Linked DNA regions of Homo sapiens: region 1 is linked to region 2. Evidence: read pairs that join two places in POLR2A ChIA-PET (ENCODE). Cell type or tissue: OCI-LY7. All regions are shown on one strand. Each heading gives the region's core, and the rest is flanking DNA. Links, peaks and the distances in the headings are about the cores only. Region 1 overlaps STARD9 (StAR related lipid transfer domain containing 9). Region 2 overlaps SNAP23 (synaptosome associated protein 23).

What was found. Peaks named below come from ENCODE experiments on the same cell type or tissue, not always from the same donor. Only the 100,000 strongest peaks of a DNase experiment are listed, where the experiment ranks them.
Region 1: POLR2A ChIA-PET joins it to region 2 with 17 read pairs; 7 of 35 experiments call an interaction of 5 or more read pairs at or near these places.

The regions. Positions count from the first base shown.
Region 1 is chr15:42,618,873-42,621,789 of GRCh38, forward strand. The region is part of intron 3 of STARD9 (StAR related lipid transfer domain containing 9); the gene reads left to right. Among named protein-coding and RNA genes, the nearest start is that of STARD9, 45 kb to the left of the region's middle. RefSeq lists enhancers at 261-1,026, 1,027-1,791. In OCI-LY7, for the core only: no CTCF peak of the experiment used is centred there; a DNase peak (open chromatin) is centred at 1,299; H3K27ac peaks cover 972 bases.
Region 2 is chr15:42,505,781-42,508,697 of GRCh38, forward strand. All of the region lies in intron 1 of SNAP23 (synaptosome associated protein 23), which reads left to right. Among named protein-coding and RNA genes, the nearest start is that of SNAP23, 12 kb to the left of the region's middle. In OCI-LY7, for the core only: no CTCF peak of the experiment used is centred there; no DNase peak of the experiment used is centred there.

The sequences.
Region 1 (2,917 bases), core at 322-2,821, 110 kb after region 2:
ACAGTTTTGTCTTTTATATATGGTTCTTTTTTCTTGTCCCCAGATATTTTTTTTAATCTTTTCCTATCTTAATCTGGCATTATCTATTTCATTGTTTTTCCAAAGAAATTGCTTTTGTAAATATTTATTCTTTATAACACATTTTGTTTTCTAGTCTGTTAATTTCAGTTTTTACTCTTTTATTTCAGTTTTTCACTCTTCCTAATTTTGTTGAATTTTTAAAAATTTAAATTTACATATGGTAAAGTTTACTTTTTTGGTGTACATTTCCATGAATATTTACACATGCATAGATTCTTGTAATCACCACAGACAGGACACAGAATGATTTGAACAACTCCAGGAATTCCCAAGTGCTGCCCCTTTGTATTCACACTATCCTGCCACCCTAACCCCTGGCAACCACTGATATGCTTTTTGTTCCTTTAGTTTTGCTTTTTCCAGAATCTCATACATAGACTTAATGTAGTATGTAACCTTTTAAGACGGGATTTTCAGCCTGGGCAACAAAGTGAGACATCTCTACAAAAAATTAAAAAAAAATTAGCCGGGCATGGTGGCACACATCTGTAGTCCCAGCTACTTGAGTAGCTGAGGTGGAAGGGGAGGGGTTTTAGGTTGCAGTGAGCCAAGATCGTGCCACTGCACTCCAGCCTGGGTGACAGCGCAAGACTGTCTCAAAAAAAAAAAAAAAATTCTCGTAAGGAACATGCAGCCTAGAACCCTCGCAGGCACCTGTGCAGTTTAATAGGGTTCACACTCTTGTGAAAATGTAATGCCTCTGCTGATCTGACAGGAGGCAGAGCTCAGGCAATGAAGTGAGCAATGGGAGAGTAGCTGTAAATACAGATGAAGCTTTACTTGCTCCTCGCCTGCCTGCCCACCACTCACCTCCTGCTGTGTGGCCTGGTTCCTGGTTGGGGAGCCCTGACTCAAGCTTTACCCAATTTCTTTTGGTTTATTTTGCTTTTGTTCCCACTCATTCCTTAAGATGAATATACTGTTGAGCTAATCAATGGCTAACTTGCCCTAAGGCTTGAGGTTGGGGTTGAATAAACGAGAGGCCTTTATTCAGATCAGCAGGAGGGGTTTCCTCCAGTAGGATTGTTTTGTTCTGGCATCTTTTAACTTTAAAGCTTCCCTTAAGCTGGTTTCTCTTCATGATTCTCCTTCCAGGTGACCATCTCTTTCCCTTGGCTCTTTGGGCCCAGCAGTGGTGAATTTCCATTTTTGTTGGTTCTAGGTTACTGGACTACTCTTTGTGGTTTCCTGCTTCTCACAGTTGACCTAAAAGGAAGAAGCTGAGGCAAAATAAGCAGAAAGTTTGTTTGGGCCAACTTGAGCATTGCAACCTGGGAGCAGAGGTTCAAGTTGCCCTGAATATACACTCCAATTAGCAGCAGTTATAAGTAGATTTTTTTTTTTTTCCGAGACTATGTCTCTACAGAAAATTAAAAAATTAGCTGGGCATGGTGGCTCGCACCTGTATTCCCAGCTACTCCAGAGGCTGAGGCAGGAGGGTTGTTTGAGCCTGGGAGGTCAAGGCTGCAGTGAGCTGTGATCACACCACTTCATTCCAGTCTGGGTAACAGAGTGAGACCTGTCTCAAAAAAAAAAAATTTTCAGGAAATTAAAGTGTTAATTGCTGCCATCTAATCCTTAGACTTCATTCAGGATTCACTGATTGTCCTAGTAAGATCCTTACAGCAAAAAGATTAAGTTCAGCATCACTTGTTGCATTTAGTTATCTTAACTCTAGTCTAATTCAGTCTGGAATAGGTCCTCAGTTTTTCCCTGATGTTCATGATCTTAACACTTACGAAGATTACAGGCCAATTATTTTGTAGAATGTCCCTTTTATTTTATTTTATTTTATTTTATTTTATTTTATTTTATTTTGGAGACAGAGTTTCCCTGTGTCGCCCAGGCTGGAGTGCAGTGGCACAATCTTGGCTCACTGCAACCTCCACCTCCAAGGTTCCAGCAGTTCTCCTGCCTCAGCTTCCTGTGTAGCTGGGATTATAGGTGCCTGCCACCATGCCTGGTTAATTTTGTATTTTTAGTAGAGATGGGGTTTCACCATGTTGGCCAGTCTGGTCTCGAACTCCTGACCTCAAGTGATCCACCCGCCTCAGCCTCCCAAAGTGCTGGGATTATAGGGGTGAGCCACCACCTGGTATACATGTCCCTTAATTTGGATTGTCCAGTGTCTCCTCATGATTACATTCAGATTATGTATCCTTGATACCAGTATCACTGAATTTACTTTGATTGCTTGATTAAGGTGGTGTCTGCCAGATTTTTTTCACTGTAAAGTTACTCTTTCTCTTCTTTGTAATTAATAAATATTTTGTATTTAATAAATATTTTGTAGGAAGTACTTTGAAACTATGTATTCCGGCCCTCATCAGACTTTCAAATTATTTATATCTGTGATCCATGGTTATATTATATATTATATCTTTGATTCATGGTTTCTCATTTTATACAGTGGATTACAACCTGTTACTATCATTGCTTATTGTGTTAAAAGAAAAATTTTAGACAAATTTAACAGAGCTTAATTGAGCAAAGAAGAATTTACAAATAAGGCAGCCCCTAGAACTACGATAGGTTCAGATACAGCCTGAGGCTGCCACATGGTTGGATAACACTTTTGGACAGAAAAAGGAAAGTGACATACAGAAAACAGAGGGATGAGGTACAGAAACAGCTGGATTGGTTACAGCTCATTTTCTTCATTTGAACACAGTTTGAACAGTTGGCTGTCTGTGATTGGTTGAAACTTGGCTACTTGTTACAAAAGTAGGTTACAGTCTGTTTATACATTTAGTTAGGTTATAATCACTATGTATGGAGAAACCCTTAGGACAAACTTAAAATCTGCAAGGAGACAGCTTTAGGCTAAACTTAACAA
Region 2 (2,917 bases), core at 101-2,600:
CCTGACCTTAGGTGATCTGCCCACCTTGGCCTTCCAGAGTGCTGGGATTACAGGCGTGAGCCACCGCACCTGGCCTCTTGCTTGCTTGTTTTCTTATCTCCTCCCTTCCTCCCTCCCTCCCTTCCATTTCTTTTCCTTCTTTCTTTTCTTTTCTTTTTTTTTCTTTCTTTTTTATTTTTTTTGAGACAGAGTCTTGCTCTTGTCACTCAGGCTGGAGTGTAGTGGCATGATCTCGACTAACTGCAACCACTCCCTCCCGGGTTCAAACGATTCTCCTGCCTCAGCCTCCCGAGTAGCTGGGACTACAGGCGCCCACCACCACACCTGGCTAATTTTTGTATTTTTAGTAGAGATGGGGTTTCACCATTTTGGCAATGGCTGGTCTTGAACTCCTGAGCTTGTGATCCGCCAACCTCGGCCTCCCAAAGTGCTGGGATTATAGGCGTGAGCCACTGTGACCGGCCCATTTCTTTTCTTTCTTTGGGGTCTTGCTCTGTCAGGCAGGCTGGAGTGTAGTGGGGATCATGGCTCACTGCAGCCCTGAACTCCCAGGCTCAAGTGAACCTCCTAACTCAGTCTCCCAAGTAGCTGGGACTACAGGCACTGGTCACCACACCTGGCTATTTTTGTTGTTACTTTTTGTGGAGACAGAGTCTTGTTGTGTTGCCTAGGCTGGTCTCAAACTAGCCTCAAGCCGTTTTCCTACCTCAGCCCTCAAAAGTGCCAGAGTTACAGGCATGAGCCGCTGTGCCTAGCCAATAGACTTCTTTTCATTTTCTAAATTAATGTAGATTATTTTCAGCTTCTGAAATAATAGAAGACAGTTGAAAACCATGATTACTGTGGTCTATTTCTCCTTCAATTTAACTGTCTTCTTTGAGTCTGTAGAAGAGATAAAATTTCATGGTCTTATAGAAAGCATCTGAAATTTTGAAATGAGCCATCATATAGGATTGCTTGACCTATTTTCCAATATTCAGCAGCTCTCATATGATCTATTGTTTGTTAAGGGGGCGGTGGATACAGTCAACAGAAAAAACTTTTTTTTTTTTTTTGGAAACAGGGTCTTGGTCTGTTGCCCAGGCTAGAGCACAGTGATGCCATCTCGGCTCACTGTACCCTCTGCCTCCCAGGTTCAAGTGATTCTTGTGCCTCAGCCTCCTGAGTAGCTGGGACTACAGGCATGCGCCCCATGCCCAGCTAATTTTTTGATTATTTGTAGAGAACGGGTCTCACTATGTTGCCCAGGCTGGTCTTGAATTCCTGGCCTCAAGCAGTCCTCCTGCCTTGGCCTCCTAAAGTACTGGGATTACAGACGTGTGCCACCACTCCCAGCTCCAGAAAGACTCTTTATCAGACCATGAATTATACTTAATTTGCGAGTAGATCCCGACTTGAATAATCAATCTGCTCTTTACTGACACAGCCGCCTTGGGTAAGTTACCTAAACTGAGCCTTAGTTTCTCCATCTGTAAAATAGTATAATGAAGATAATGATGTAGATAAATACTTAGTAGGGTATCTGGTGCCTAAGAGGTACTCAGTGAACTTTTCTTTCCCTGCCTAGGTTTAAATTAGAAAAGAAAAAGGTCAAATTAGGAGTCTTTTAGTAAGCCCAAGTGAACCATAGCATGAGAAATAGGGTGTAAAAGCACTGAGAAAAATCTTGCATTTTCCTCTGAAAGGCACACTATTAGCATAGTATAAGTTCCCAGCAGCACTGGAAAAATGACACAAGTATTTAATAGATTAGATTAAATCTGAGAAAAGTACGTTTAATGGCATCTTTGTATCAACTGATGTTTTATTTTTCATCCCACCCCACCAGTTCTCTTTTCTGTAATATTCTGGGTAACCTTTTCCTGATTCCGTAAGGAAAATGTCTGCAGAGAATAATAAATATGAGTAAGGCTATGTAGCTAATTATAGGTTACATTCTCTCTGACTCGTCTCAGCAAACTTACAAAGACCAATAAGAACTTGAGGAGTATTATTCCTTGTCTGTCTTTGTCCTTCCCCTTACAATTCTACTTTGACTCTGTTACTTTCATATACAGTTGACCCTTGAACAACATGGGCTTGAACTGCGTGGGTCCACTTATAGGTAAATTTTTTTTTCAGTAAATACAATCAGCCCTCCGTATCAGCAGGTTCCACATCTATAACCAAATGCAGATAGAAAATATGGTATTCAGCCAGGTACGGTAGCTCATCCCTGTAATTCCAGAACTTTGGGAGGCTGAGGTGGGAGGATTGCTTGACCCCAAAAGTTTCAGAAGTTTGAGACCAGCCTGGATAACATAGTGAGACCCTGTCTCTATAAAACAGCTTAAAAATTAGCCGGGCATGATGCATGCACCTGTAGTCCCAGCTATTCAGGGGGCTAAATGGGAGGATTGCTTGAGCCTGGGAGGGCAAGGCTGTAGTGAACCTGATTGCACCACCGCTCTCCAACCTGGATGACAGAGTGAAGCCTTGCCTCAAAAAAAAAAAAAAAGAAAGAAAGAAAGAAAAGAAAATACGGTATTCATACATGCAAAACTCCCGTCTACAGAGGGCGGACTTTTATATCTGCAGGTTCCTCAGGGCCAATTGGTATCCACAGGCAGTACTGAATCCAACCCTCTGAGCGACAGCCACACTAAACTTGTGCTCAAAACCCTCAAGAACACAGAGTAATCTTAGGCAGCTGCATCCTGGCGTTAGCATGCCAAACTTGGGAGTAGATATCTGTTACTTGTCTTGCGTGTTGTCTGGTCAGGGAAGAAAAAAATATTAAGCAGAACTTCGAGTTCACATGGAAAGGATGTGTCCTTCAGAATGACCTCATTGCGATGTCAGGGGTGATTCCTCACGTTATCCATCTCCCAGTTATATCTGCTTTCTTTTTTCTTTTAAAGAAGGCAGCACAGAGGTC